3 separate regions of the Homo sapiens genome follow, and regions 2 and 3 are each linked to region 1. A link is an interaction called in ENCODE POLR2A ChIA-PET data of the cell type or tissue named here. Cell type or tissue: GM12878. All regions are shown on one strand. Links, peaks and the distances in the headings refer to the core of each region. The heading gives the core; the rest is flanking DNA.

What was found. ChIA-PET counts read pairs that join two places held together with the same protein. Peaks named below come from ENCODE experiments on the same cell type or tissue, not always from the same donor. Only the 100,000 strongest peaks of a DNase experiment are listed, where the experiment ranks them.
Region 2: POLR2A ChIA-PET joins it to region 1 with 11 read pairs; 5 of 35 experiments call an interaction of 5 or more read pairs at or near these places.
Region 3: POLR2A ChIA-PET joins it to region 1 with 10 read pairs; 2 of 35 experiments call an interaction of 5 or more read pairs at or near these places.

Annotation. Positions count from the first base shown.
Region 1 is chr6:87,191,547-87,202,550 of GRCh38, forward strand. All of the region lies in intron 1 of ZNF292 (zinc finger protein 292), which reads left to right. Among named protein-coding and RNA genes, the nearest start is that of ZNF292, 41 kb to the left of the region's middle. In GM12878, for the core only: no CTCF peak of the experiment used is centred there; a DNase peak (open chromatin) is centred at 6,275; H3K27ac peaks cover 2,455 bases.
Region 2 is chr6:87,133,981-87,144,984 of GRCh38, forward strand. No RefSeq gene overlaps it. Among named protein-coding and RNA genes, the nearest start is that of ZNF292, 16 kb to the right of the region's middle. In GM12878, for the core only: a CTCF peak has its summit at 5,459 (motif pointing right); no DNase peak of the experiment used is centred there.
Region 3 is chr6:87,644,585-87,655,588 of GRCh38, forward strand. It overlaps ORC3 (origin recognition complex subunit 3), which reads left to right. Exons shown (of 20, transcript NM_012381.4): 14 at 8,532-8,665. Among named protein-coding and RNA genes, the nearest start is that of AKIRIN2, 52 kb to the right of the region's middle. In GM12878, for the core only: no CTCF peak of the experiment used is centred there; no DNase peak of the experiment used is centred there.

The DNA.
Region 1 (11,004 bases), core at 3,578-8,577:
GCCTATGTAAAGTTTTGCATTCCCAAATTGACCTCCAAAAGTGCAGTGATAAACATTCTACAACACTTGTTTTTGAAGCTTTATAATTTATAATTACAATCATGTCTCCTTGTTGCTTTTATTTTATTTATTTATTTTGAGACGGAGTCTTGCTCTGTCACCCAGGCTGGAGTGCAGTGGTGCAAGCTCGACTCACTGCAACATCCGCTTCCCGGGTTCAAGCGATTCTGGCTCAGCCTCCCAAGTAGCTGGGGTTGCAGGAGTGCCCACCACACCCAGCTAATTTTTGTATTTTAGTAGAGACAGAGTTTCACCATGTTGGCCAGGCTGGTCTCGACCTCCTGACCTCAGATGATCCACCCCCCTTGGCCTCCCAAAGTGCTGGGATTACAGGTGTGAGCCACCATGCCTGGCACTTTTAATCTTTATGTGCCTGATACTGGGGAGGTTTGAGAATTTGTTTCTCATAAACATTTGCTTTGTGATGGGGAAGCCTTTCTAAGGGTAACACAAACTTAGAAATGATTAAAGATTCACTGACAGATTTGACTACAAAAACATTTATAATGTCTTTATAGTGGGAACCACAAAAGGCAAAACAACAGACCGGGGAAGAAAATGCTTTTAACATAGAACTTTGTTTTTATGGTTTACGGATTGATTTATCAGAGAATGAGTTGCAGTTTCTCATTGGAAATTTTGCTGTATGTAAGAAGGTCCAATTAAATATCTCAACAGTCTTTCTAGAGCTACTGGAACAATTCTGTTACTTTAAAAAGTGAATATAAATCTAGATGCACTTTTTAGGGTGAGGGTGGTTTTTTTTTTTTAACCCTAGCGAAAATAACTTTTTTGGTAAGTTTCTTAGAATTCCATCATGGATAAGTCAGTTATTGTGCTTCCATGCATGTTGTACATTCCAATATACACTGTAATTTTTCACAAAAAGGACGATTTTACGTTTTTTATCATGGACACTCTTCCACATACCCAGACCCCTCTAGGAAACCCTTATTCACTTAGGTTTGTGCCCTTCCGTAATTTTTTAAAGATCCTGTAATTCTGTACACAGACATAGATACATCCACACATATAGACAATGCCTTTTTCAGTTCTGATTTTTCAAAAATGGAATTATATACTTCGTTGCATTTAATTATTAAATAAATAATGGCTCATGTGAATGTTTCCATGAGAATCTTATAGTAACTGTATCACAGTTTATTCATTAATTCTCTACTGATGAACGTTTACTTTTTTGTGAGATCTTGACCATCAGGAACAGTATTGCATTGCACGTCCCTGTATTTTAAGTTCACATATACTGGTACTTTTATTTCAGTGGGCTGGATTTCCAGGGATCTTAATGGATAAGGAATAGATTTGACCAGGAATGTGTTCAATTACTGTTATATGAAGAATCTTGAAGCAAAAAACATTAAATATGAGGAAGTTATTTTCTAAAGACAGGGTTTCATTCCTGTTGTCCCAGCTGGAGTGCAATGGCAACTCGGCTCACTGCAGCCTCCACCTTTGGGCTCAAGCAGTTCTCCTGCCCTAGCCTCCAAGTATCTGGGATGAGGGTAATTTTAAGTACAGGTTGAGCTTCCCTAATCTAAGAACCCTAAATTAGAAATGCTCCAAAATCTTAAAGTTTTTGAACACCGACATTATGCCACAAGGGGAAAACGTACCTGAGCTTATGTAACAGGTCACACAGCTGGGTATGGTGGTATTCCTGCAATCCTAGCACTTTGGGAGGCGGAGGCAGACAGATCGCTTGAGCTCAGGAGTTTGAGACCAGCCTGGGGAATATGACGAAAAACATTTCTATCAAAAATTCAAAAATTAGCCAGGCAGTGGCACACCTGTAGTTCCAGCTACTTGGGAGGCTGAGGTGGGAGGATTGCTTGAGCCTGAGAGGTTGAGGCTGGAGTGAGCCAAGATGGCACCACTGCACTCCAGCCTGGGTGACAAAGTGAGAGACCTTCCAAAAAAAAAAAAGAAAAATGCAGGCGCAACACAGTTTATTCAGTGTCCCCAAGGGAAAAAACAACCTGCGCCCTTCAACTGTAATGTATCTTTTCTGCACGTGCATACTCAGATTCCCACACAAGCACGCCCTCCGAGGGTAATAAGACAGCTCAGTGTGCACAACCTTTGTTTCATGCACAAAGTTATTTAAAAACATTATATAAAATTACTTTCAGGCTAAGTGTAGAGTTTACATGAAACATAAATGAATTTTATGTTTAGACTTGGGTCTCATACTGAAGATATCCCATTAATGTGTATGCAGATATTCCAGAATTTGAAAAAATCTGAAACACTTCTGATCCCAAGCATTTTGGATAAAGGATACTCAGCCTGTACTAATTTATCTTAATGAAATCTAGGAACTAAGATGAGGAGAGATAGAAGAGGGAGATAAAACATCTTAAAGGTCTAATGGAGGAAGAGGAAAAACAAGAACAGAGGAAATAAACTAACCAACCTAAAGGGCTCATCCTTTAGGTGGATAACTAGGGAGAATTGGAGCACGGGAAATTCAGTGTGGAAACTTTTTCATGTCGTATGTCTAGAAAAGGCACAGCTATCAGAATGAATTTAGAACTTCTAAGTAAGTGTGGAAAACAGAATAAAAACAAACTTGGTAGCACAAATAGGGAAAAGAAAGGGGAGATTAAATGATAAATATAGAAGGAATAAAATTAAATGTGAATAATTTGAGTTCACTCTTAGACATAAAAATGCTGTTTACAAGCACTTTTTAATTTAAAGAGTGAAAAATGAAATTTAATATTTATGTAAAATTAGAAAAAAAAGTTCAAATTAATGAAGCAGAAATAAATAGAATTAAAAATAAATGAATTCTTTGAAAAAGAGTAAATTCATAAGTAAGTTTAACTTGCACATCTGACCAAGTGAAAAAAGAGAGAGCAGAAGTAGGCAAAATCAGGAATAAGGAGACAACCATGGATCTAGGGGGGAGGAACTAAGTTTGCTGCTCTGTAGCACCAAATTTGAAAACAACAAGAAATGGTGGATTTCCATTTAAAATACAAACTACTGAAATTGAATCAAGAAAAGTCTGAATGGTTACAAGTTCTATTGTTAAAACTGTTATAGGCCATAAATAAAAGCTTCCAAATTTATTTTACAAAGTAATATCAAAACCTAACAAATAGTGTTTAAAAAGAAAACTGTAGGCCAATTTCACATGTGACAGAATATATATGCAAAAGTTTAAATAAAATATTAGGAAATAGAATCCAGCAATATATGCGAAAAATCCTTATAACAAAACAGATGGTATTGCAGGAATTCAGTGCTGGTTCTGTACCTGAAAATGTCTATATACTATATTAAATTGAAAAGCTCATTTGAAAAAAAAAAACCTGTATTCAGTAGATGCTACAAATGGCCTTCGATAAAATCACCATTCCCAGTAAAAACTCTGTAAAATGGGAATAGAGGGAAATTATCTAAATGTAATAAGGACTAAGTTTTAGAAAGTAATAGGACATAATTTTAAATGATAAAATCACAAAAATCTCCATTGTAAACAGGTTACAGATAGGCATCCCTGTTAGTACTATTTTTATTTAACATAGTGTTAGTAGTTTAAGACAAAGTAAAATGTTGAAGAATAGATTAAAATAACTGTGCAAAAGATAGTAAAAGGAGGATTTGCCTTTTCGCATTTTAGATTATAGCAATATGTAAACATTTAAGGAACAGAAAAGTATATTAGTAGAACAAGTAGAGAGTGAAAAAATTCTGGTACAAATTGGGAAATTAGTATATAACAACATAGTGTTAAATTCAATGGGAAAAGTTTAATAAGAGGATTTGGTATCAACTGGCTGTCCAAAGATAAAAATGGACCGTCCTATCACATACAAAATTGTTTTTTAGATAAAGATTTAAATACAGGCACTCCTTCATTTGCGTGGTGCACCTTGAGGTGTTGCAGAAATGATGAGAGCTGAAACTGCAAAGCAATTTTAATACTTTATCTGTTGGAAATCTTATAGTTTTCCTGTGACCGTTAAAATTTTCATTAAACTATTAAAAACACCCATGACTGGTCACAAATGTATTGGGAAATGGAAAAGAATTAATACACTAAAAATACAAAAAATAGAAAATATTTAAAATTATCTAAAAATTTGAAACATTAGAAAAATTGAGAACTAGGCAGGGCGTGGTGGCTCACATCTGTAATTTTAGCCCTTTGGGAGGCTGAGGCAGGTGGATCACCTGAGGTCAGGAGTTCGAGACCAGCCTGGCCAACGTGGGGAAACCCCGTCTCTACTGAAAATACAAAAATTAGCCGGGCATGGTGGCACAAGCCTGTAATCCTTGCTAACCAGGAGGCTGAGGCAGGAGAATCACTTGAACCCAGGAGGTGGAGGTTGCAGTGAGCCGAGATAGCACCACTGCACTCCAGCCTGGGCAGCAGAGTGAGACTCCGTCTCAAAAAAAAAAAAACAAAAAGAAAAAAAAATTGAGAATTAGGATGTTTCTATTTGTAAAAAGCTTATCAAGAATACTTTCAATGATGCTTGCCTTCTAATTGTATAACTTAAGATATGGAACAAGCATCTCTTCTGTGCCTTGCCAAATTGTCATTTTCTTTTCTAAATTTGTATTAGTTTTCAACATTTTATATAGTACTTTGCATTTCCAAAGTCATGAAGTATTTCAGAGACTTCCTTTAATGTGATGTTTTTTTCCTCTGGGATATCTTCATCTTTTGGTCATAACCAGTTTCCAATTCCACTTTCAGCATTGCCACTTTTTGTTTCCTTGCTACACTTTCATTTTTGTTGGTCAGTCCCCTCTTTTGACTGTTTACTTTTGTAAAATGTCAAATCAGTGTATCACTGGGAGACAGGAAGGCAACACAGTTACACACTTTGCTGTTCATGCATATACTGAATAACAAATAGGTGCCCAGTAACCAGTTGCTGTCAAATTTTGGGAAAAGTTATGTGATTGCTTACTGATCATGATGCACATCTCTTATTTACTTAGTGATTTGTGGACCAAGCATTCAGAAGCTATGCACTTACTCAAAGTTGATATACTGTGGTAACTAAGTGTTGAACCAGGTTGTTGGGGACTGTTATTTATACTGTGATGGCTGGTACCTGTGTATTTCAGAACTGTGCAAAAGCAAAGACTGCTTGTGTTCATGACACACACACAAAATCTTGAAAGATAATCTGAGAGACTGCGTATTTAGTCCTTCCTAATGAAGACTTTCTAGTCTTTGTATTATTCCCAGAAAGCATAAAAAGACGGACATATTTCATAATATAAAAATGAATTTTTATGGTAAAAATAACAAAGCCAACAGGGAAAACAATAGATCCAGAAAATTATTTCTAAAACTGTTGATGAACAAAAGGTAAATTTCTGTAATATATTAAATTCTTGCAGTGTGACAAGAAAAGAGACCATCAGTGTGATAGAGCAACAGACAAAACAAATCCAAATGTCCAACAAATGAGAAAGGAGGTCAGATTCATTATTAGTTAAAGAAGTGCAAATTAGAGAAACTGTAGAATTTAATAGGCTGTATATGACTTCTTGCTAGAGGTAATACAGAGAAAGGCACTCTCAAACTTTGGTGGACATGAGAAAACAACCTTTTGGGAAAGCAATGTGGCCAGTAAAATAAACCTGGCCAGTAAATGTGTTAGTAAAATAGCATATCTGTTTGCTATATTCTAGCAGTTGCTCTTCTGGAAATCTATCCCATAGCAGAAAATTTAGTATTTCATTTAATTGCAGTAGGTTAGGTAGTACCATAAATGTTTTTGAAACCTGAGTACAATTTGAGAATATCAGATTTTTAACATTTGGGTTTTTTTTTTTTTTTTTAAAGCATTAAGTAAGGCTGGGCACAGTAGCTCACACCTGTAATCCCAGCACTTTGGGAGGCCAAGGCGGGTGGATTACCTGAGGTCGGGAGTTCGAGACCAGTCTGGCCAACAGGGTGAAACTCCGTCTCTACTAAAAATAAAAAAAAATTAGCTGAGCCTGGTGGCAGATGCCTGTAAGCCTAGCTGCTTGGGAGGCTGAGGCAGGAGAATTGCTTGAACCCCAGAGGCGGAGGTCATGCCACTGCACTCCAGCCTGAGCAACAGAGTGAGACTCGCTGTTTCAAAAAAAAAAAAAAAAAAAAAAAGCATTCATTAGAGCCTGAGTTAGTTTCAATTTTTTATCTAAGAAGTATCTGTTTTAGTTGAAAGAAGTACATTCATTTCTAGCTTTCAACAGTAGGTGTTTTCAGTCTTTGATTCTGGGTTATGAAGTTGCTACAGTTAAAGGGATTTTCAGATCATTTCTATTTTAAGAATATTTATGTATCTTAAGAACAGGTCTCTCTGAAATGTAGTTAATTTTTCCTGAAGATAAAAGTAATATGATTTGAATCATTGCTGTTTTAAGCAATGTTTAATAGATACTGATTGGTATTTTCTTTTTCATCAGTTTCAAATTGATTCTATAAATTTGATAAGTTGGAGAGAAAATTCAGATAGCTAGAGATCTGTGTAACAGATGACACCAATTAGCTTAAAATTTAAATCCTGACATAACCAAGTCACCATTGCATGTTTATTTTATTTATTTATTTATTTATTTATTTATTTATTTATTTTTTGAGATGGAGTCTCGATCTGTCACCCAGGCTGGAGTGCAGTGGCGTGACCTCAGCTCACTGCAACCTCCGCCTCCCGGGTTCACACCATTCTCCTGCCTTAGCCTCCCGAGTAGCTGGGACTACAGGCGTCCGCCACCACACCTGGCTAATTTTTTGTATTTTTAGTAGAGACAGGGTTTCACTGTGTTAGCTAGGATAGTCTTGATCTCCTCACCTCGTGATCCGCCCGCCTGGGCCTCCCAAAGTGCTGGGATTACAGGCCTGAGGAGCCACGCCCGGCCCATTGCATGTTTATGTGTTCCATGTTAGTCATTTTAGAAAATATTAACATTAGAACTGCTTTGTAGTTGGGAAATGGATGAGACTTAAAATAGGTTTTATAAGATACGAAGTACTTAAATATATTAGACTTGGGGAAGTTATTCTCTGTGAACTTTGCAATCTTTATCTGAAACTGAGCCAGATGTGAATCAGAATTCAGAAATGTTCTTCGTTCAAAAAAGAATATGGTGCATATATTGTATTACACAATAACTTCAAAGGGTCCTTGGGTTGCGTCTCATAAACACAGCAGAATACATGAATATTCTTACTAAATGGGATAAAAGCTATCAAATATTTCATTCCTTTTTATTGTTGAAAAATATTCAGCCATATGGATTTATTACATTTTGCTTATCCATTCAAACCATTGATGGACATTTGGCTTGTTCCTAGTTTTAGGCAGTTATAAATAGTGTTGCTGTGAACAGTCATATACTTTTCTTTTGGCCAACAAGCTTATATTCGTTTTGGGTGGATTGCTAGGAGTTGAATTGCTGGTTTGAATAGTAAATTTATGTTTAACTTTTTAAGAAACTGACTATCCAAAGTGACTGTGCCATTTTACATTCTCCTTAGCAATGCATGAGAGTTACAGTTTCTCTGTATACTCACCAACACTTGATATTGTCTTTTTAAAATTATAGCCATTCTAGTGGATGTGGTTTCTCATAGTTAAATTCGTATTTCCCTAATGGCTAATAATATTGAAAATCTTTTCATGTGCATTTTCAGCCATTTATCTTCTTTGGTGAACTGTCCATTTAAATCTTTTGCCCATTTTAAAAAACCAGGTTGTCTTTTTATTAGAGTTGTAGTAGTTCTTTATGTATTCTGGATATGAGCCCTTTGTTAGATGTATCATTTATAAACATTTTTTTCTCAGCCTATGGCTTGGCTTTTCATTTTTTAATGGGGTCTTTTGAAGTGCAGAAATTTTTTATTTTGATGAATTGAAGTCCAATTTATGAACTTTATAAAAATAGATCATGTTTGGTGTTCGAAGAACTCTTCAAGAAGTTTTATAGGTTTAGTTCTTCATTTAAGTATGGTCCATTTTGGGTTTTGTGTATGATGCAAGGTAAGCATCTCATTTCATTTTTATGCATGTAGATATTCAGTTGTCTCAGTACCATTTCCTGCGCTGAGAATGGATCACATGCCCTCTGGTTCAGCCTATATTAACATTTGTTTCTAGGAAAATGTTTTTAATTTCTTTTTCATCAAAAAGTCACTTATACAATGAGTATAAATGACTAAGGGAAAACCTATTTCTGTTTAATTTTATTTCTATTCAGAGCAGTTACTAGAGAATATAGAAATTAAAGGAATCAATCACCTTTAAAGCTGGGTTTCCTACCATTGTATTTCATGTTCTGAAGTAAGGATGTATTGTGTGTGCCAACTGGCCCATGATAGACATACACAGTAGACTGTGGCAGCCTTTCTGGCTTATCCCCAGCAAGTTGAGATTGAGGCTCGTGCTATAATTATTTATGGCAGCTAGACTCTGCTTCTTTGAATCTAATTATGTACATCCTGGGCTTGTAGGTCTCTGAAGTTACTAGGGGTTATATTCTGTATAAGGGGGTTTACTCTTAAGAATTTTGGACCTCCCACATGATATTTAGCTATATGTTGGGCTAAAGTCTTCACTTCAGATTTGAGCCATGTATTTACCTTCATTATGACTGCTTGACTATGGGAGTCACAATGTAAAGGTACAGATCAAACAGACATACTGTGTTAGTGTTTTTGGAAAGTAAGTTCAAAGCCAGAAATACTGTGGAGACTAAGCTGAAGTCAGAATTGTCCTTTTCAGAGTGTTTTATACGGAGAAACAGTTACATAGCATTATGAGAATTAATTCAGTGGATGAAACCTAAAAACATTCCCTTTCTATGTTATGTACTAGACATTTAAAAAAAAAATCTCTGCTCCCATTAAAGTCAGGTTTCTTAGCAATTAGGTTAGCATCAAACATGCTCGTGTTTTTCCAAGATTGAAACCCTTTGTGCCAAGGCATCAATGTGGTTGCTTCTGTAAGCCTAGTTTATAGCAAAGAATATGCAAGAACAGAGAAATTATGGGCCACACCATGTCAGGCTAGGGAATAGGGAGGTTTTGGGATTATGATTGGTTCGTGCCATCAGAATGCTACAAAGAGAGTAGGCCCTGGAGCCAGAAGTTTTAGAATTCTCAGAAAGTCTGGAGATTGTGTTATAGCATCCATATTGGAGATTATTTAGGGATTCAAAGCTATCAGAAACTCAGTTTTGTGAATGGTTATTTCACATCCTAGCATTGAGTATATATGGGAATGTGAATCATGTTAAATTCATAATTGATTTTCTTTGAAAATGCTAAACTGCTACTGAAATAACTACTGCACTGGGCCGTTTGCCAGGGATGGTAGCCTGAGATATGGGGAAACAAGTGTCTCAACCAGAACAATGTGGAAATAAGATTATTGGATTTCATCACAAGTAAGAGATTCTCCTGAATTCTCACAATTTGGGAGAGAGATGATATAAAGGCAACATACTCAGAAGTAAAAATGGTGGTGGACCAATCTCAACCCTGAGATTCCGAGGTAGACTTATATTTATATTATGAATTTTGTATTATGCATATGGCACTATGTATTATTTGCGAATATGAGATACAAAATGTCTTCCCAGTTTGTAGCCTTTTATTTGATTTTCTATGGGGTTTTGTTGAACAGAAGTTTTTAATTCTATTGTATCTGCAGTTATTATTATCTTCCATTATGATGTGTATTTTCTGTCTTAAGAAAACCTTCTTTGCCCTAAGGTCTTAAGATGTTCTCCTATGTTTTCATCCTAAAGTTTGTTGTTGTTGTTTTATTTTTTTCTTTGTAACGGAGTTTTGCTCTTGTTGCCCAGGCTGGAGTGCAATGGCATGATCTCGGCTCACCGCAACCTCCGCCTCCCGGGTTCAAGCGATTCTCCTGCCTCAGCTTCCCGAGTGGCTGGGATTACAGGCATGCACCACCACACCCAGCTAGTTTTTGTATTTTAGTAGAGACGAGGTTTCTCCATGTTGGTCAGGCTGGTCTTGAACCCCCGACCTCAAGTGATCCGCCCACCTCAGCCTCCCAAAGTACTAGGGTTACAGGCATGAGCCACCACACCCAGCCTCATCCTAAAGTTTTAAAGTATTGCTTTTCACATTCAGTTACTTGTCCATATAGGATATAGTTTTGTTATATGCTGGGAATAGTTATAATTTTTCTTTCCTGTTTAAATGGTTGTTTCAGGTTATTTATGGAATAGTCTGTACTTTCCTCACTGGTTTCTGATGGGGCTTTTTTATATACCATGCTCTCACATATATGTAATTCTGTTTTAAAGCTCTTTCATTTCTGTCATCTATGTCTATAACAAAATCACACTGTCTTAATTTCTATAGCTTTGGGATAAGTCTTGCTATCTGATTAGGGCAGATAATCTTCCAAATTCAAAAACCTGGCTCTTCAAAATTGATTTGGCCTTTTGAATGATTTTTAGAATCAACATGTCAAATTCTGTAAATAATCCTATGGAGAATTTCATTGGCATTGCTTTGACTTTTTAAATATGGCTCATATTGTCATCTTTAACTTGTCTTCCACTATCTATGTATGTGGTATTTCCATTTATGCACCCTTCCTTTTATTCTTTAAATAAAGTTTTATACTTTTTTTTGAAAAGATCTTATAAATACTTTGTTAGATTCATTCCTAGGTACTTCACGAGTTTTGTTACTGTGAATGTTATCTTTTTAAAAATTATAGTTTCTAACTGCTTTTTTAAAAAAATAGAATTGCAGTTGATTTTGTGTATGGATCTTATATCTAACTACTATACTGAATTCTCTTGAAGTTCTTACGTGTGCATTGTCTGCAATGGTGACATTTTTATTTTATCTTTCTGGTTCTTACTGCTTTTATTTCTTTTTCAGATTGTGCTGATTAGCCCTACAGTTTTGAATAGAAGCAGTGATAG
Region 2 (11,004 bases), core at 3,108-8,107, 58 kb before region 1:
TCCAGTGTTCAAGAGCAGGAAGCATCCAGCACATGAGAAAGATGTAGGCTGGTAGGCTAAGCCAGTCTAGTCTTTCACGTTCTTCTGTTTGCTTTTATGCTGGCCATGCTGGCAACTGATTAGATTGTGCCCACCCAGATTAAGGGTGGGTCTGCCTTTCCCAGTCCACTTACTCAAATGTTCATCTCCATGTCAACACCTTCAATGACACACCCAGGATCAGTACTTTGCATCATTCAATCCAATCAAATAGACACTCAATATTAACAATCACACAAACAAAAACAGGAAGTCGCTACCTTGGTTCTTTGGTTCTGTTGTGATGAACATTGGGGCAATGGTGGCCTAACTACTGGCAAGGGTTAAGGGAACAAAAGAAAATGGAGAAGGACCATATCCATCAATATGGTCATGTCTCAGTATCCCTGGGGGATTGGGTTCAGGACAGCCCCCCACCTCTGAGGATACCAAAATCCACAGATGCTCATCCATTATATGAAATGGTGTATGCACATTGACCTCTGTTCTAATAAAAATTTTTTAAATATATTTTTAATTAAAAAATAAAATAGTGTAGTATTTCCATATAACCTATGCATATCCTCCAGGATATTTTAAATTATCTATAGATTAATTATAATACCTAATACAATGTAAATGCCGTGTAAATGGTTGTGTTGTTTAAGGAATGATAACAAGAAAAAAGTCTGTACATATTCAGTACAGACACAACCATTCTTTTTTTAAAAAAATATTTTCAATCCATGGTTGGTTGAATCTACACATGTGGGATTCACAGATGCAGAGGTCTGACTGTATTTGGAAACATCGTGCAGTCACAGATTATGGCAATTTGGTTCAATGTCAAAGGTATTCTAAAAATTATTGAAGGATTTATTAAAATAATACTTCTGACAAACAGGATTTAGCAATACATTTAAATCCTTATTTTTGAATGAGTCACAAAATTGTTTGTCCTAAATTCCTTCAGTTTTCCTTCATTCATAACTCACAACTTTTTTCTACAAAAATCCATCGACAATTTATATCTGTAAAGTGAAATTTTGATCATTTGATTGCTGTCAAAGCAGTGGTTTGCTTTCAGCAAAAGTGACATTTTGTCCCTGATCAAGTAGGAGGATAGCTGTGTAAGGAGCTGTTATCTTGGTGTTAAAAAATGGAGACTGCATCTCTGACAAAGAATCTATTTGCAAGTCGTTAATCTCAGGGGAGATTTAGAGAAGGAAGTTAATATTTTCTTGCTAAATTCTCCATCATCACAATACCATAAATTAGTTGTAAATAATACAAAGATTTGTGTGAATGAAAAGTATCTATATATGAAGAGCTGGAGGAAAGTAAATTTAGCTGCTGAAGATATATGTTATAAGGCTTTGTATTAGAAAGTGGTTAATGTTACATTCTTCTCCTAATATTTCCTACATTCTTCTTATCGCTAGTCAACTATGTTACAAGAGGAATTTATTACATTCATTATATTCTTATTAATATTTTTAAAAAGAAATATTATATTTATTTTTCATTTTGCCATTTTTATTTTATTTTACCATTTTACCATTTTCATTTGTATTCATTTCATTTTAAATTATTTAAATTAAAAATAATTTAACACCTATTATTTTTACACTAAGCAATGATTCTTAACATAAGGCTGAAATCAATAGACATTTAACAAATAATATACATATGTTTATCATCGATCGAAAACCCGAAGGACCTAATACAGCACGTACTAAAATTGAGTTTCAGTTCATCCTTGATTTTGTATTTTTGGGAAATATTTTTTAGAGGCTTTGGTTTATTTTACTGAGAAAAAATACAATTCTCAATATCGATTGACTAAAATATTCAAGGAAATATACAGAAAAAAGTTATTTATTGCATATTGCTAGAATATGAACATTTAGAACCGTTTCTCCCATGTTCACTCTGCCTCTGGTATTATAGTACAGCAAGCTAATTTGGATTTTGTGTGATTTTTACACAGAAAACCTTCACTTTATAAAAGAGTTCAAAGTAGGGAGTTTTCTTTCCTGGAAAGCAGTACCAAACTAATATCTTTAGAAAAAGCTGCATGAAACATGAAGTTGCATTTGGTTATCTGATTACAATTGACTGCATCCAAGTCAAGAAACCAAAATGAGAAAAGGTAAAAACTTGAATGTCAAGTTATTAAATCAATTATAACACCAGAATTAGAATATGCTATTAATTGATATTAGGAACTGTAGATGGGCCCAAACATTAAAAGAATCTGACTAGTAATTACAAATCCTGGTAATGAAAATCAGGCAACTCCATGTACAGGGAATATACAGAGATGATAGAAATGAGCTATTGCCATACCAGGACTTCAAACTTTTTACATATCAGCTTCTTTATTTGCAGAGTGCCTGGGAATTCCTGCTCTTTCTATATGGTATAATCCTCTTTAATATGGGTACTTATTCTGTTATCGTCCCATCATAGTCCAAACTGCACTACTTCTTTGGGTTCTGGAACCCATCTGCCAGGAGGAATTTCATGGCTAAGTTTTAAACAAAGAATTATGCTTGCATATATTGACATGGTACCACATCAACATTACTAGAAGCACTCTCTCTGGATTTAAAGAAACATGCAGCAATTATTTTTATACATTATCCTCGTTGAATTGAACTCAGTATTATTCGAAATTCTAGTGCTGTATATATATATGCATATATGAGATCATAAAGGAAACTTTCCAGGGAATGTTTTGATAATAGGGTAAAGGAAAAGAAAAGAAGGGACTAAACAATTTGCATAGAATGAAATTTTACAGTTTAGAAAGAAATCTCTGCAAGAAATTGAAAGTTCTGTAGGACTAACAGTAAACTTCATGGGCTCATAAACTCTGTAATTATTTTAACCTCTCCATAAAAGTTCTCAGAGAGCTATCCTCCCCACCCAACCCCGCTTCTCCTATCCACTCTTATGTAAATTAGAGTTAGAGGTATCTTGTTGAAAGACCAACAAACCAAAAGGGGATAAGGCCCACTTGAAATTTGCAGTTTATAAAAAGTCAGGGCCTCTGTTCAAGGCCAGGGATGACTTCTTCTTTCTGCTCCTTCTTCATCTTCATCTTCTTTCTTCTTCTTTCTTCTTTCTTTATTCCTCCTCCTCCTTCTTCTTCTTTTTCTTCTTCTTCTTCCTCTTCTTCTCCTTCTTCTTCTCCTTCTCCTCCTCCACCTCCTTCTGCTTCTTTCCTCCTCCTCCTTCCTCTCCTCCTCCTTCTCTTCCTCCTTCTTCTCCTTCCCCTCGTCCCCTCCTTCCCCCTTCCCCTCCTCCCCTCCTCCCCTCCTTCCCCCTCTTTCTCCTCTTTCTCCTCCTCCTGCTTCTTCTTCTTCCTCTTTTTTTGAGACAGGATCTCACTCTGTTCCCCAAGCTGGAGTGCTATGGCTCAATCTCAACTCACTGCAGCTGCCACCTCCTGGGATCAAACGATCCACTCACCTCATCCTCCCAAGTACCTGATGGGCCAGAACTTCTTGACCTCTCTATGACTAATATTATTTTTGCAGAATATGACACAACTTGAATATATGGCAATCTACAAAAAGTTAGATGCCAAATTAGGGTAACAATCATCACTCCAAACCTTAGTTAATAGTCCTTTAAAATAGGGTGATTTTTCAGAACCTTACATGCTTACAACTAAAAACAGCTTTCATGAATAAGAATAAGGTAGATTCTTACCAGATCAATACCTTGTTTTCAAGAGGCCAGGTTCTCATTCTATGTAACTATGGAAATCAAATTACATAGGAAGGCAGTCTTCCCCAGGGGAAGCTGGTTATACAGGTGAACTTTCTGATACAGCTAGTGATATTGAAATTCTGAATACAGCTATGTTGGTTGAATTTAACACACTCTGATGGGCATATACATCATTCCAGTAAGTTTTGTTTTAGTAAGGGAAACAAAGCATAAATAATTTGATACAAAGGCTTATTTGCCTTCCAACTATATGACACTCAACAAATTTGGAAATATTCTCTGAATCAAGGATCTCTTGTCTATTTCATGTGGCATCCTTTAATTACCTTCAGCAGTAACATATTAGCAGCTAATTTTGATAAATTATTATATGAATCAAATCATTCTTATTTTTCTTTTCTTTTCTTTTCTTTTTTTTTTTTTTTTTTTGAGACAGAGTTTTGCTCTTGTTGCCCAGGCTGGAGTGCGATAGCACAATCTCAGCTCACTGCAACCTCTGCCTCCCCGGTTCAAGTGATCCTCCTGCCTCAGCTTCCCAAGTAGCTGGGATTACAGGCGTGTACCACCATGCCCAGCTAATTTTGCATTTTTAGTGGAGACAGGGTTTCACCATGTTGGCCAGGCTGGTCTCGAACTCCTCACCGCAGGTGATCCACCTGCCTCGGCCTCCCAAACGTGCTGGGATTACAGACGTGAGCCACCGTGCCCAGCCCAAATTATTCTTATTTTTCTAACATCTGCCTTAAATATGTCCATTTTAAAGTTTCCTAATTATACTAAAATTAACCAGTTTAGAGAATATCTTCCTTCCTTTTATGACACTAGCACTAACATTACTTTCCTACGACTGGTGTAACACATTTCTCCAAACTTAGTGACTTAAAACAATACAGGTTTATCCTATAGCTTGAGAGATCAGAAGTCCCAAATGGGTCTTACTATGCTAAAATCAAGGTTTTGGCAGAATTGCATTCCTTCTGGAGGCTCTAGGAGAAAATTTCCTTGCATTTTCCAGTTTCTAGAGGTTGCAGTATTCCTTGGTGTGCGGCTGCACTTCATCTGCAAAGCCAGCAATGGTTGGTCTAGTCCTTCTGATATGGGATGATTCTGACCTCCTCTATGGCCTACCTCTGCCATATTTAAAGGATACTTGTGATTACATTGTACGCACACAGATATTCCAGAATAATCGCCTTAATTCCACTGCAACACTAATTCTCCTTTGCTATATAAGCTAACATATTTATAGGTTCTAGGGATTAGGATATAGACATTTATGGGGACCATTAATCGGACTTCCACGTAACTCCAGTATTTAGTGTAATTTATCATATCCTCCCAGACTTATTTTTGGACTAAAATATATTTCAACTTTAAAAAATGTCTTGGTAGGAAGAGCCAGAAGATAAAGACACACATGAAGAAAACTTTCCCTAGAAGAGATCCAGAGAACCACTTGGAGTTGATACTGGGAATGGGGAAGAGAAGTGATACAAAGATTTCATTGGCAAATCTGAACAACTGATGGCATATGAAGAAAAGGAAAAGGAGTCAAACCTGGACTTAAGGCTTGGTACCTAAAACTTGGAAAGATAGTAGTGCCCTGAACAGAAACAGGAAAGTCAGGAGAAAGCTTAGCTTGAGTGAGGGCAAGGGTGGGAAGGGACTTTGATAAATTCACTGGCAAAACCTCTAGGTGGAGCTGTCCAACAGGTGATTAGATATGTGAAGTTGTTGATCAGGCAAAAATTCAGATAGCAGATCTGGAATTGAGATACGATTTGGAGTCACAGTCATAGGAATAAAATCAAAGCCATAAAGATGGATGAAATTGCCAAAGTAGAAAGTAAAATGAGAATATTGACAGCAGAAACTTAGAAAAACCTTAACAGCCTGAAGAAGTTGCTAGTGAGGTCAAAGATCCAATATAATAGAACCATATTGATTCCATTCCAAGATGGCCAAATAGGAACAGCTCTGGTCTGCAGCTCCCAGCGTGATCGATGCAGAAGATGGAGATTTCTGCATTTCCAACTGAGGTACCTGGTTCATCTCATTGGGACTGGTTGGACAGTGGGTGCAGTCCATGGAGGGTGAGCCGAAGCAGGGTGGGGCATCCCTTCACCCCAGAAGCGCAAGGGGTTGGGGGATTTCCCTTTCCTGGCCAAGGGAAGCTGTGACAGACTGTACCTGGAAAATCAGGACAATCCTGCCCAAATACTGAGCTTTTCCAATGGTCTTAGCAAACGGCACACCAGGAGATTATATCCTGCACCTGGCTTGGTGGGTCCCACACCCACGGACCCTTGCTCACTGCTAGCACAGCAGTCTGAGATCAACCTGCCAGGCAGCAGCTTGGCAGGGGCAGGGGCGTCCACCATTGCTGAGGCTTGAGTAGGTAAACAAAGTGGCAAGGGAAGCTCGAACTGGGCGGACGCCACCGCAGCTCTGCAAGGCCTGCTGCCTCTGTAGACCCCACCTCTGGGGGCAGGGCATAGCTGAACAAAAGGCAGCAGAAACTTCTGCAGACTTAAACGTCTCTGTCTGACAACTCTGAAGAGAGCAGTGGTTCTCCCAGCATGGTGTTTGAGCTCTGAGAATGGATAGACTGCCTCTTCAAGTGGGTCCCTGACCCCCGTGTAGCCTAACTGGGCAACACCTCCCAGTAGGGGCCAACTGACACCTCATACAGGTGCCCCTCTGGGACAAAGCTTCCAGAGGAAGGATCAGGCAGCAATATTTGCTGTTCTGCAATATTTGCTGTTCTGCAACCTCTGCTGGTGAAAACCAGGCAAACAGGGTCTGGAGTGGACCTCCAGCAAACTCCAACAGACCTGTAGCTGAAGGACCTGACTCTTAGAAAGAAAACTAACAAACAGAAAGGAATAGCATCAACATCAACAAAAGGGACATCCACACCAAAACCCCATCTGTAGGTCAAGCATCAAAGACCAAAGGTAGATAAAACCAGAAAGATGGGGAGAAACCAGGGCAGAAAAGCTGAAAATTCTAAAAACCAGACCATCTCTTGTCCTCCAAAGGATCGCAGCTCCTCACCAGCAACAGAACAAAGCTGGACGGAGAATGATTTTGACGAGCTGACAGAAGTAGGCTTCAGAAGGTCGGTAATAACAAACTTCTCCGAGCTAAAGGAGGATGTTCGAACCCATCAGGAGGAAGCTAAAAACCTTGAAAACAGATTAGATGAATGGCTAACTAGAATAAACACTGTAGAGAAAACCTTAAATTACCTGATGGAGCTGAAAACCATGGCATGAGAACTACGTGATGCATGCACAAGCTTCAATAACCAATTCAATCAACTGGAAGAAAGGGTATCAGTGATTGAAGATTAAATTAATGAAATAAAGTGAGAGGAGAAGTTTAGAGAAAAAAGAGTAAAAAGAAATCAACAAAGCCTCCAAGAAATATGGGACTATGTTAAAAGACCAAATCTACATTCGATTGGTGTACCTGAAAGTGACGGGGAGAATGGAACCAAGTTGGAAAACACTCTTCAGGATATTAGACAGGAGAATTTCCCCAACCTAGCAAGGCAGGCCAACATTCAAATTCAGGAAATGCGGAGAACACCACAAAGATACTCCTCGAGAAGAGCAGCCCCAAGACACATAGTTGTCACATTCACCAAGGTTGAAATGAAGGAAAAAATGTTAAGGGCAGCCAGAGAGAAAGGTCAGGCTACCCACAAAGCAAAGAACATCAGACTAACAGTGGATCTCTTGGCAGAAACTCTACAAGCCAGAAGAGAGTGGGGGCCAATATTCAACAATCTTAAAGAAAAGAATTTTCAACCCAGAATTTCATATCCAGCCAAACTAAGCTTCATAAGTGAAGAAGAAAGAAAATCCTTTACAGACAAGCAAATGCTGAGAGATTTGTCACCACCAGGCCTGCCTTACAAGAGCTCCTGAGGGAAGCAATAAACATGGAAAGGAACAACCAGTACCAGCCACTGCAAAAACATGCCAAAGTGTAAAGACCATCGATGCTAGGAAGAAACTGCTTCAACTAATGGGCAAAATAACCAGCTAATATCATAATCACAGGATCAAATTCACACATAACAATATTAACCTTAAATGTAAATGGGCTAAATGCCCAATTAAAAGACACGGACTGGCAAATTGGATAAAGAGTCAAGACTCCTCAGTGTGCTGTATTCAGGAGACCCATGTCACGTGCAGAGACACACATAGGCTCAAAATAAAGGGATGGAAGAAGATCTACCAAGCACACAGAAAGCAAAAAAAAAGCAGGGGTTGCAATCCTAGTCTCTGATAAAACAGACTTTAAACCAACAAAGATCAAAAGAGACAAAAAAGGCCATTATATAATGACAAAGGGATCAATTCAACAAGAAGAGCTAACTATCCTAAATATATACGCACCCAATACAGGAGCACCTAGACTCATAAGGCAAGTCCTTAGAGACCTACAAAGAGACTTAGACTCCCACATAATAATAGTGGGAGACTTTAACACCCCACTGTCAATATTAGACATATCAACGAGACAGAAGGTTAACAAGGATATCCAGGAATTTAACTCAGCTCGGCACCAAGTGGACCTAACAGACATCTACAGACCTCTTCACCCCAAATCAGCAGAATATACATTCTTCTCAGCACTACACCGCACTTATTCCAAAATTGACCACATAGTTGGAAGTAAAGCACTCTTCAGCAAATGTAAAAGAAAGAAATTATAACAAACTGTCTCTCAGACTACAGTGCAATCAAACTAGAACTCAGGATTAAGAAACTCACTCAAAACCGCTCAACTACATGGAAACTGAACAACCTGCTCCTGAATGACTACTGGGTACATAACGAAATGAAGGCAGAAATAAACATGTTCTTTGAAACCAATGAGAACAAAGACACAACATACGAGAATCTCTGGGACACATTTAAAGCAGTGTGTAGAGGGAAATTTATAGCGCCAAATGCTCACAAGAGAAAGCAGGAAAGATCTAAAATCGACACCCTAACATCACAATTAAAAGAACTAGAGAAGCAAGAGGAAACACATTGAAAAGCTAGCAGAAGGCAAGAAATAACTAAGATCAGAGTAGAACTGAAGAAGATAGAGACACAAAACCCCGTTCAAAAAGAATCAATGAATCCAGGAGCTGTTTTTTTGAAAACATCAACAAAATTGATAGACTGCTAGCAAGACTAATAAAGAAGAAAAGAGGAAGAATCAAATAGATGCAATAAAAAATGATAGAGGGGATATCACCACCGATCCTACAGAAATACAAACTACCATCAGAGAACACTATAAACACCTCTACACAAATATACTGGAAAATCTAGAGAAAATGGATAAATTCCTGGACACATACACCCTCCCAAGACTAAACCAGGAAGAATTTGAATCTCTGAATAGACCAAAAACAGGCTCTGAAATTGAGGGAATGATTAATAGCCTACCAACCAAAAAAAGTCCAGGACCAGATGGATTCACAGCCAAATTCTACCAGAGGTACAAAGAGGAGCTGGTACCATTCCTTCTGAAACTATTCCCACCAATAGAAAAAGAATGAGGCCAGCATCATCCTAATACCAAAGCCTGGCAGAGACACAACAAAAAAGGAGAATTTTAGATGGATATTCCTGACGGATATCAATGCAAAAATCCTCAATAAAATACTGGCAAACTGAATCCAGCAGCACATCAAAAAGCTTATCCACCACGATCAAGTTGGCTTCATCCCTGGGATGCAGAGCTGATTCAACATATGCAAATCAATAAACATAATCTGTCACATAAACAGAACCAACGACAAAAACCACATGATTATTTCATGCTGAAAACTCTCAATAAACTAGGTGTTGATGGAACGTATCTCAAAATAATAAGAGCTATTTATGACAGACCCACAGCCAGTATCATACTGAATGGGCAAAGACTGGAGGCATTCCCTTTGAAAAGTGGCACAAGACAAGGATGCCCTCTCTCACCACTCCTAGTCAACATAGTGTTGGAAGTTCTGGCCAGGGCAATTAGGCAGGAGAAGGAAATAAAGGGTATTCAATTAGGAAAAGAGGAAATCAGATTGTGCCTGTTTGCAGATGACATGATTGTATATCTAGAAAACCCCATTGTCTCAGCCCAAAATCTCCTTCAGCAAAGTCTCAGGATACAAAATCAATGTGCAAAAATCACAAGCATTCCTATACACCAATAACAGACAAACAGAGAGCCAAATCATGATTGAACTCCCATTCACAATTGCTACAAAGAGAATAAAATACCTAGGAATACAACTTACAAGGGATGTGGAGGACCTCTTCAAGGAGAACTACAAACCACTGCTCAGCAAAATAAAAGAGAACACAGACAAATGGAAGAACATCCCATGATCATGGATATGAAGAATCAATCTTGTGAAAATGGCCATACTGCCCAAGGTAATTTATAGATTCAATGTCATCCCCATCAAGCTACCAATGACTTTCTTCACAGAACTGGAAAAAACTACTTTAAAGTTCATATGGAACCAAAAAAGAGCCTGCATTGCCAATACAATCCTAAACCAAAAGAACAAAGCTGGAGGCACCACACTACCTGACTTCAAACTATACTACAAGGCTACAGTAACCAAAACAGCATGGTACTGGTACCAAAACAGAGATATAGACCAATGGAACAGAACAGAGGCCTCAGAAATAACACCACACATCTACAACCATCTGATCTTTGACAAACCTGACAAAAGCAAGAAATGGGGAAACGATTCCCTGTTTAATAAATGGTGCTGGGAAAACTGGCTAGCCATATGTAGAAAGCTGAAACTGGATCCCTTCCTTACACCTTATACAAAAATCAATTCAAGATGGATTAAAGACTTAAATGTTATACCTAAAACCATAAAAACCCTAGAAGAAAACATAGGCAAAACCATTCAGGCCATAGGCATGGGCAAGGACTTCATGTCTAAAACACCAAAAGCAATGGCAACAAAAGACAAAATTGACAAATGGGATCTAATTAAACTAAAGAGCTTCTGCACAGCAAAAGAAACTACCATCAGAGTGAACAGGCAGCCTACAAAATGGGAGAAAATTTTTGCAACCTACTCATCTGACAAAGGGCTAATATCCAGAATCTACAATGAACTCAAACAAATTTACAAGAAAAAAACAAACAACCCCATCAAAAAGTGGGCAAAGGATATGAACAGACACTTCTCAAAAGAAGACATTTATGTAGTCA
Region 3 (11,004 bases), core at 1,438-6,437, 450 kb after region 1:
CAGCTACGAGGGAGGCTGAGGCAGGAGAATTGCTTGAACTCGGGAGGTGGAGGTTGCAGGAGTTAGCCAGCCTGGCTAACATGGCGAAACCCCGTCTCTACTAAAAATACAAAAATTAGCCTGGCGTGGTGGCGTGTGCCTATAATTCCAGCTACTCTGGAGACTGAGGTGGGAGAATCACTTGAACCTGGGAGGTGGAGGTTGCAGTGAGTTGAGATTGTGCCAGTGCACTCTAGGCTGGGTGACAAAGCGAGACTCCATCCAAAAAAAAAAAAATTGCATCAATAAAGTATGTGTATATTTGAACTTACTCAAGTTGCTTCTAACCATGTGATGAATTAAATTTATTCTTTTTGATGTATTCCACAAAAAAGCATGGCATCCCACAAAGGGCATCATGACTTCCAGGTGCTTCCCAGGATGAACCAGTTTGAGAACTGTTCTCTTTAGAAAAAGTATTCTTCACTAAGGCATTAGGTTAGGAAATTATTAATTATTGCATGGTTATTGCTTTGCCCATCCATTAAAAAAAAAAGGGGTTTTTTAAATGCTTCATTTTTGAAACCACTGATCAGATGACAAAGATAACCCTGGTCCTTACCTATACAGAATTTTGGTCAAATCATTGACATGAACAGTAGAGAGCTACAATTCAGAGTAGTAAGAGCTGTGATGGGTCAGGGCTAGGGTGCTGAGGAACCAGTAGACTGGACAGTTAACCTCCATTTGTGGGGTTGGCAGCTTCTCTAGGAAGGGGCACCTAATATGAAATATCAAGGCTTAGGAGGCGATACACATACTTTTGGTTTCTGTTTCATTGTTATCATCCTACATAATTGCTTTGTTGTGTTAGTCTTTGAATAAGACAATTTCTTATTTTTACATGCTTCTTAATTTTTTTACATGCTTTTTATTATTTTTACATGCTTTTTTGTTTTGTTTTGTTTCCTTAACTTCCAGCCTTCATTGATATATATACATTTGCAAGTTTGAGTTCTGAGTATTTTTCAAAACTAGCTGGTAATGGTAATGTTTGTTTAGAATTTGAAAACTCGTCAGGCAAAAGATGTTTTCATTAGCCATGGATTGGCCAGTTTTTCCTTGTAGCCAGTTCTTATAATCAGACATTTATATAATTAGTACTTAACCAGAAATTATTGGCTTTCTGTATGATGAAGCAGAATACTCCATTGCCCTGCAGGATGATTGCTTTTAATGATTGCTTAATGATTCTCTTTCTTAGTTAAGAAAACTTTTTTAAAAAATGACAATCTATAAAGCCTTTATTGTTTTTCTCAACTCCTGTGACAGATTACCTATAAAGCTTTTAATACATTAGGTATCACAGGCATTTTTTGGACCATTTACCTGATAGTGAAATAATTTTTTCTTTTTTTTTCTTTTTTTTTTCTTTTTTTTTGAGGCGGAGTCTTGCGCTGTTGCCCAGGCTGGAGTGCAGTGGCATGATCTCAGCTCACTGCACGCTCCACCTCCCAGGTTCACGCCATTCTCCTGCCTTAGCCTCCTGAGTAGCCGGGACTACAGGCGCCTGCCACCAAGCCCGGCTAATTTTTTCTATTTTTAGTAGAGATGGGGTTTCACTGTGTTAGCCAGGATGGTCTCGATCTCCTGACCTCATGATCCGCCCGCCTCGGCCTCCCAAAGTGCTGGGATTACAGGCGTGAGCTACCGTGCTCTGCCAATTGTGAAGTAATTATTTCTTAATTAAGTGGGATAAAGATAAATCGCTCTTTTGTGGCATTAATGTGACCTATCTTAGACATTTTTTTTATTTCTCTTTAATCTCACATGGTGGCTTTCAAACTTTTTAGTTCTGCTATTTTCTTTACAATTTTATTCTCTTTATTTTAAAACAAAATGTTAGTTGGAATGTACCAAAATTGGAAAGCATTGTCTCACTGTCTCTAATTCTTCTCCCATTCTCTTTAACTGATTACAATTAGGCTTGTGCTCCAGATCACAACTAGTTTGATCAAAGTCACCAGTGACCTCCATGTTCCTAAATCTAGCATTAACCTGTTATCAGCATTTGACTACAGTTCATCACTCCCTTCTTAATGGATTTCTAGGACTTTCTTGGTTTTTCTCCTACCTCAGTATATGCTCCTTTACATTCTCCTTTAGTGCTTTCTCTTCTCTCTGACATCTTAACATTACAGTGCCCCAGGGCTTAATCGTAAGCCTATACCTCTCTCCTGAGTGCCAGGCTGTTATGTCCATTTATGTCCTATTTAATACCTCCACTTAGATATCCAATACACACCTCAAAGTTAACCTACCCAAAACTGAACTCCTGATCTTCCCCTGAAATCTATCATTTTCCTACTGTCTCTTATCATTCTGATTTTTCAAACCAGAAGCCTGGGCTCTGCCTTCATAATTTATCCAGAATCAGACCTCTTCTTGCCACCTTCCTTCACTTGTACCATCATAGTCTAAGTCATCGTCGTTGCTCACCTGTATTATTGCAGTAGCCTCCTTTCTGGTTTTTCTGCTCCCCTACAGGTTCTTCTCAAAGTAGCAGTCAGAATAGTCCTTTTAAAATATTTCAGATAATGTTACTCCTTTGCTCAAAACCCTCCGTTAACTCCGCATTTCACTCAGAGTAAAAGCCGTATACAGTGACACTATGTGACTGCCCCCCTCCTCTCCCCACATGGCCTCTCTCTGATTACTGCTCATTTTCTCTCTCCATTTCAGACATCTTGGCCTCCTTGTTTTCTTGAATATTCCAGATATGCCCACTATGGAACCTTTGCACCCATTGTTCTGTCTGCCAGGAAAAGCTCTTCTGGATATTTGTATGGCTAACTTCCTTTCCTCCTTTATGTACTTGATCAAATGTCATCTTTTCAGTGAGGCCCTAACCATTTAAAAATTGAAAGCTTCCTCCTCCCATGGCTCTCCGCTTATTCTGTTCAATATTTTTCCATAACATTTATCAATTTTTAACGCATATATCGTATATATGATATAGATAGATAGTGCATGTCTGTGCTTCTCCCAGCTCTCCCACTAGAATGTAAGTTCCGTGAGGACAGTGATTTTTGATTCAATAAGGTGTACCTCAAATGCCCAGAACAGTGACTAGTATGTAGTGTGCATTCAATAAATATCTCTTGAATGATTGGTTCATGACTGACAAAGGAGTTGAAACCCAGTTTGAAAAATGCTTGTCTGATAGCTAGACTCAATCCTTAATTTTTTATTTGAGGTGCTATATATAAACACACTTTTTTGGAATAAGCTAAATATTTTGTAGTTGTTTTCAAGTGATCTTCTTCAGTTAGGTTTGGTTTATCCAAAGTGCTTTGATGGCCGCAGTGGCTCATGCCTGTAATCCCAGCACTTTGGGAGGCCGAGGCAGGCAGATCACTTGAGGCCAGGAGTTCAAGACCAGCCTGGCCAATATGGTAAAACCGCCTGTCTACTAAAAATACAAAAAATTAGCCAGGCATGGTGGCATGCGCCTGTAGTCCCAGCTACTCTGGAGGCTAAAGGATGAGAATTGCCTGAACCCAGGAGGCAGAGGTTGTAGTGAGCAGAGACTGCCTCACTGCACTCCAGCCTGGCAACAGAGCAAGACTCTGCCTCAAAAACAAAACAAAACAAAACAAAACAAAACCAAAAAAAAAGTGCTTGCTATAGTCATTCTAATAATCTAAGTGAAAAAATAAGTATTTTTCTGATATTACCCCTTGTATTATATAACCTCGAAAACCAGTCATCCACTGTTAGCTATTTGCACTTCAGATATTTTTCCACACACAAATGTATATTAAATAATACTATATATGGTGTTCCACACTTGCATTTTTTGTTTTTTTGTGTTTGTTTTGTTTTTGTTGTGGTGGTTATTTTGGTTTGTGCCTAATATTCTACCACAGATGCCATGTTTTGAGATGCAATATAGCATGCTCAGTAAGAGCATGGATGTCAAGCTGAACTGTCTAGGTTCAAACCCCAGCTTTGCCAATTACCAGCTATTGGATTCTGGACAAGTTTACTTAAGTTCTCTGTGCCTTTGTTTTCTCATCTCTAACATGGGAATAATAATAGTATTTACATTGTATTGTATCAAATGACACTTGATACACATATGTGGGTATAAATGTTAGCTGTCATCATTAGTATTACATATTGCCCTACCTCATTGTTTCTCATCACTATATAATATCATGTTTTTAAAGTGCTTTTTATTTAATCAGACCCTTTTTTGATACATATTTAGATTGTTTCTAATTCTTCACTATTACAAACAATAATCATGAGCAGTGGTAAGTCTGTGTATTTGTATAACTATTTCCACAAAACAAAGGTAGATGTAAACATATTGAGTCTAAAATATAAACATTGTTGTACAGTGTACACTCACACCAACCATGTACCAGTGTGTATTTCCCTACACTTTTGCTGCTGCTGGATATTATCAGGCTTAAATATCTTTCTTGGTTTTCTTCTAGTATTTTATGGTTGATGAGCTAGTTCTTTTTCCCTGCTCCCAGACCGTACTTACATTTTTATTCTATCTGAAATGCATTTTTGTGTATAAGGTGAGATAGTGACCTGTTTTTTTAAAATAGTTAATTCTGATACCCAGTATCTTTTCCCTCACTGATTTGAAATGCTATCCCTGTGACATAACAAACACCCATGTACACCTAGATCTCTTTCTGAACTCATTCTCTTCTGTTGACCTGTCTATTCCCAAGTACCATCAATTTTAATCATCATAGCTTAACACTGTTTAATGTATTTACAGCCCTACCATACACACTCAAGTGTACACACATTGTTCCTGTTTTTTAGAACAATTATTCCAGATACATTTCAGAATAATTTTTAGTTTTTAAAATTTACGGCCAGGCGCCATGGCTCACACCTGTAATCCCAGCACTTTGAGAGGCCGAGGCGGGCAGATCACCTGAGGTTAGGAGTTCGAGACCAGCCTGACCAGCATGGAGAAACCCTGTCTCTACTAAAAATACAAAATTAGCCGGCGTGGCAGTGCATGCCTGTAATTCCAGCTACTCAGGAGGCTGAGACAGGAGAATCGCCTGAACCCAGGAGGCAGAGGTTGCGGTGAGCTGAGATTGCACCATTGCACTCCAGCCTGGGCAACAAGAGCCAAACTCCATCTCAAATAAAAATAAAAATAAAATTTACCCTCTGTAATTTTGTTTCAAACTGTTAAGAATATCGATTAATTTGGAAAGATTTGTATCTTTACAATAGTGAGTGTTAAAATGTCTATTCATTTATTCAGGGCTTTTTTAATATAGGTCATACACATATATTATAATGTGTATTGCTGTGTATTTAGTAGGTTTTGTTACCATTTTGAACATGGGCTTTTTTTTCATTATGTAGTTTAATATAAGATATTGATTACATTATATGGATATGTATATATGCATGCATATATATTTTTTATTCACTTACTTTTTTACACTCTCTTTTTTTTTTTTTTTTTGAGAGAGGGTCTCTGTTACCCATGCTGGAGTGCAATGGCATGATCACGGCTCACTGCAGCCTTGACCTCCCAGGCTCAAGCAGTCTTCATACTTCAGCCTCAGTAGCTGGGACTACAAGTGTGCGCCACCAGGCTGAGCTAATTTTTTCTATTTTTTGTAGGAATGAGGGTCTCACTTTGTTGGCCAGGCTGGTCTCAAACATCTGGGCTCAAGTGGTCTTCCCATCGGCCTCCCAAACTGCTGGGATTACAGGCATGAGCCACCACGCCCAGCTCTTTTACACTCTCTTTTATTTGCAGTTCTTAGATTTTCTAACTTTACAGTCACATCATATGAAATGATTAATTTCATCCTCCTTCTTAACATTTATACCATTTCTTTTTCTTAATTTATTGTAGCATCTAGACTCCAGAATGATGCTGAATAATAGTGATGATAGCAGGCAGCATTGATTCTGTGTGTGTATAATTTTACTGGAAAAAAAATTTTAAATAATGACTTTATTGGGGTTGGTTAAGTTATTATTTCTAATCAGCCTTATCTCAAGTCTTGTCATTTTACATTAAACAAGAGAATACTTGAGAAAGTGTAAGATCTTTCTGCTCTGGGAGCAAAACATAATCTTTGGCTAAGAATAAGAGGACTAGACTGGGTGCAGTGGCTCACGCCTATAATCCCAGCACTTTGGGAAGCCGAGGTGGGCGGATCACCTGAGGTCAGGAGTTCGAGACTAGCCTGACCAATATGGTGAAACCCTGCCTCTACTAAAAATACAAAATTAGCCGGGCATGGTGGTGCATGCCTGTAATCACAGCTACTCGGGAGGTTGAGGCAGGAGAATCGCTTGGACCTGGGAGGCAGAGGTTGCGGTGAGCCGAGATCACGCCATTGCACCCTAGCCTGAGCAACAAGAGCAAAACTGCGTCTCAAAGAAAAAACAAAAAAAGAATAAGAGGACTAATAACTATTTGAATCCCTGGCAGTTTACATCTGAGTACCTTCTCCAAGTGACACATTAAGAGTTATGACTAATGAAGTTTGCTTCCAAAGTTATATGAAATAATGCCCTCTTTTTTGGTCTCCTGGATAATAGGCTAGGTTTGGCCTTCCTTGATATTCAGTTATTTGGAGCTCAAAGTGGACAAGAGCTGTTGCTGCCCCTATCCTGGGAAGCTAATCCTTCACATGCTGCTAACTTGGGTTAGATCTTCTGCCAGCAGAACCTCACCCGTCTTTCCCCTCCAAGCAAGTCAGTGCCGGTGATTCCTTGGACACCAGAAATGCTAATCTTGTCTATTTGAATAGGCCTAAAGGTCAGGTTTAACAGATTGTTCAAGTGTATCTGACTTTGAGTTAACTTTCTTCTCATAACTCTATCTGGGCAATAGAAAGCCACAAATTTTAAATCTCAACTGTAATCAAGTATGAAATGTCTTGGCTTATTTTTCCTTGACCAGTTAGCTGCCTTTCACAGATAAAGATTATATCTTAGATAATTATTGTAGAAAGAGGAAGATAAAGTTTTATACTTTTAAAAAAACCCTGTGGAAATTTACTATTTGGTCTACCCTTAACAATTGCCATATTTAGTGGTTGTCTACTTTTTGTTGTTGTTGTTGGGGTTTAAATTTTAGTTCAAGTAACCAGTTCAATTTCTCAGTAATCATAGTCTACTTAGCTTTGTTTCTTTCTCCCAAGTTAGCAATATTAGTATTTCTCCTCATTTTTTTATTATGAAAGATGTCAAATATAAGTGAATTAGTTGTATTACAAAATGCCCACATTCTGGATTTGTCTGTTACTTCATGGTTAATATTAGAACTTTTTTTTTTTTTTTGAGACTGAGTCTCACTCTGTTGCCCAGGCTGGAGTGCAGTGTCGTGATCTCAGCTCGCTGCAACCTCCGACTCCCCGGTTCCAGCGATTCTCCTGCCTCAGCCTCCCGAGTAGCTGGGACTACAGGCGCCCACCACTACACCCGGCTAATTTTTTATAATTTTAGTAGAGACGAGGTTTCACCGTGGTAGCCAGGATGGTCTTGATCTCCTGACCTCGTGGTCCACCCGCCTCGGCCTCCCAAAGTGCTGGGATTACAGGTGTGAGCCACCGTGCCTGGAAATATTAGAACTTTTAATCATCATAGTTTTAATGACTTAGATGCATTTGCTGAGAATAATTTGAATATTTGTGTAATGCCACTGCTTAAAAATTCCTAATATTGGTCTGATTCCTTTTGATGCCATTACTGAGTATGATCTTAGTGGAGAAATCCTGTAAACTCCAAGAACAAGATCCTAACTTTAGAATATCTGTATTTTCTCTCCATTTCTAACAAAGATTTCTTCTATAGCTGTGAATGAGCTACTCAACCACTCTGCCTGTGCTATAAATAACAATTAGATCTGCCTACTTCATTTAAAGTTCAGTGGGTTTACTGACTGATGTTTATAAAGCCCATAGGAGATGTAAAGCATAGTTTAAATGGTGATAATTAGAGAAATGAGTGTACTATTTTGGTTCTTTCAAACAAGTTTACATTTAGCACGTCATATCTTCTGTAGACATTTCTTATTTCATATGTACGTTTAGATCAAAAGAAAGGAAAACTATCATTAAATGCCTACTGTGTGGTAAGCACTGTGCTAGAGTCTTCCACTGCTTCTTCTCATTTAATTTTTAAGTCTCCATCTAACCTGTGAAATAAGCAAGTTATTATTTCCATTTTACAGACAACGAACCAAGGATCAGAGATGTATAATAACCTTATTCTTTATTACAAACATCATGTTAGAGCCACACTATGAATCCAGACCTTTGTAAATTTTCTAAGCTAAACTTTATCATGAGAACCCTTCAAGAATTCTTCTGAATGTCACATATATGGAGGAAAATCTCTCCAAAAAATGTTGGTAGCTACTAATGAAGAATTTCTTTTATCTTCTGAGCGGAAACATTTAATATGTATATTAAATAAAATGTTTTTTAAGTGTTAATTTTCTAGTTATATTACATTTCCTGTCACTGACTCTGTTCTAGGATGTTGGCAAAGGATGAACTGATGACCATACTTGAGAAATGTTTCAAGGTTTTTAAGTCTTATTGTGAAAACCACCTTGGCAGCACAGCTAAGAGAATAGAGGAGTTCCTGGCCCAGTTTCAGAGCCTCGATGGTAAGAGTGTAATATCCTTCCAATTCTATTGGCCATGACAGTCATTTAACTAAAATGGCATGGAAAACCCCACCTTCTGATGTGCTTAGAGATAAAGAGATAAAGTAGTTCATGATCAGTCAGTATGCCAAGCCTCATAGTATCACATTTTAACAATCACAAATAGGCCAAATGTTTCTCTTCTAGATTTGGTTTAAACAATGGAGAGCATCAAATGGGCAGAAAAAGAAAATCTTTCTCCAGATCGACAGTTTGGGGGATTTGTCTTTAAAAAGTCAACAAAAAGAAATCAAAAAGATTGGAAAGAGTAGCAGGGTGTCATAATTAAGAACTCTTTTTAGAGGTTTTTTCTTAAGCATTTCATCAAGTTCTTTATAGATTTCCAAAGCACTGCATAAATCATCTGTAAGCTTGAAAAATTAATAGCTATGAACTGCTTTCACAGCAGTGAGGCTCATTGGTATGTTGATTACCAAAATCTGCATGAGGCTTACTTTAATCGGATTTACAAAAGCTGGAATCTTTCAGTCCTAAATTAACTGAAGCAGCCTGGCACTCTTCACTGTTGGAGGGTTACAGTTTCTCTCTTTTGCTTGACCTCCACATGATCATTTATATATCCTGAATGCTTAGGGTGTCTGATTGTATATAGGTAGCCATGTTCTGTTCCCTAAATACTAGCTTTTCATGGGCTCTTCTCTTGCTCTGTTTCTAGCACCAAAGTATGGTATTCTTTTAGTAGAACAATAACAACAATAAAATATATTGGTGTGTACGTTTTACTTTTCCCAAATTTAGGGCAATTTTTTAATGGAGTTTTGGGGGAACAGGTAGTTTTTTCATATATAATCACATAGAATTGGACATGACATGTTGAAAATATCTTATTTAAAATGTCTGTTTTAATCCTTTTTTATGTTTGGCAAGTGCTTCTTTGTCTTAAAAATCTTTTGGCTTTAGGAAACTGCTTTTGCAAAAATCTTCCCATATCTCTCCATAGCTACAATGTGAGGCACCTGATGAGTGCTCAGTCATGGAAGATGAAAGAGAATGTTTGCCTGACTAGAGTGGCCTGAGCAGCCAGAGTGAGGAAGTCATCAGCAGGCACTAAGGGATTTTCTTTCAGGTTATGTGTGGGCATTGCTCTTGCCACTGCAGCATGAACTCAACCACTCTTCAGAACACAAAAACTTTTAAGGGCTGGATGTTGGTATCATTAAGATCATTGAGTTCAGCTATATAACCAGAAACTAAAGTCTAGGAGAAGACGGCAGCTTGTTTGAGATCACACAGCTAGCTAGTGGTAGCACTCAGACCAGAGCCCATCTCTCTTAACCACTAGTTCATTGTTTTTCTGTCGCTAATTCACGATATAAATACGCCCTAATAGTGATCACTGGATCAGCAAGGGGCCAACCTTAAGTACATAAATAGGGTAAAAGGCTTAGAAAAATAGAAGGTAAATACTGTGTAAATTTCAGTCTTTTACAAAATGGGACTTATGGAGATTGCTGTAAAAATAAACTGCACATATAATTTTTTCTTCTTTTTTTGCTGGGCACCATTAACGAGGTAATCTAGATACATTTTTAATTAGAGTTCATATAATATGAGCTAGTAAACAAATTCTGTGATATGCTAGAGCTAAATAAAGGAATGCAGCTTTTGAAATGGGAAGGTCGAAGATTAAGATGATTAGTAGCCTAAAGAATAAAGAATTTTACAAATTAAAGCACAACCACTGTCTTGAAGAAATGTCTGTTATTTCCTGATTTTCAAAAGTGACTCATTATTAATAATAAACTGAAACTAAAACTCCCCACGTTGGATGAGTAGAAATATTTGGCTATATGCTATCTGTGTTCCTTAACATTTATTACATATTACAGTTTGGGTTTAAAATTACAGTTGGGAAGAGTTAAGTAGGACAGAGTGTCATATCAGATTTTTTTTGAGACAGGATCTTGCTGTGTTGTCCAGGCTTAAGTGCAGTTGTGCAGTCATAGCTCACAGTTCCCTCAGACCTCCTGGGCTCAAGTAATCCTCCTGCCTCCACCTCCTGAGTAGCTAGGACTACAGAAAAGGGCCACAACATCCAGCTGAATTTTTTTTTTTTTTTTTGGAGACAGAGTCTCCCACTGTTGTCCAGGCTGGAGTGCAGTAGCATGATAGGCTCACTGCAGCCTATACCTCCCAGGCTCAAGTGATCCTCCCATCTTAGCCTCCCAAGTAGCTGGGACTACAGGCACGTCCCACCACACTTGGCTAATTTTTTTGTATTTTTGTAGGGATGGGGTTTTTCCATGTTGCTCAGGCTGGTCTCGAACTCTTGGGTTCAA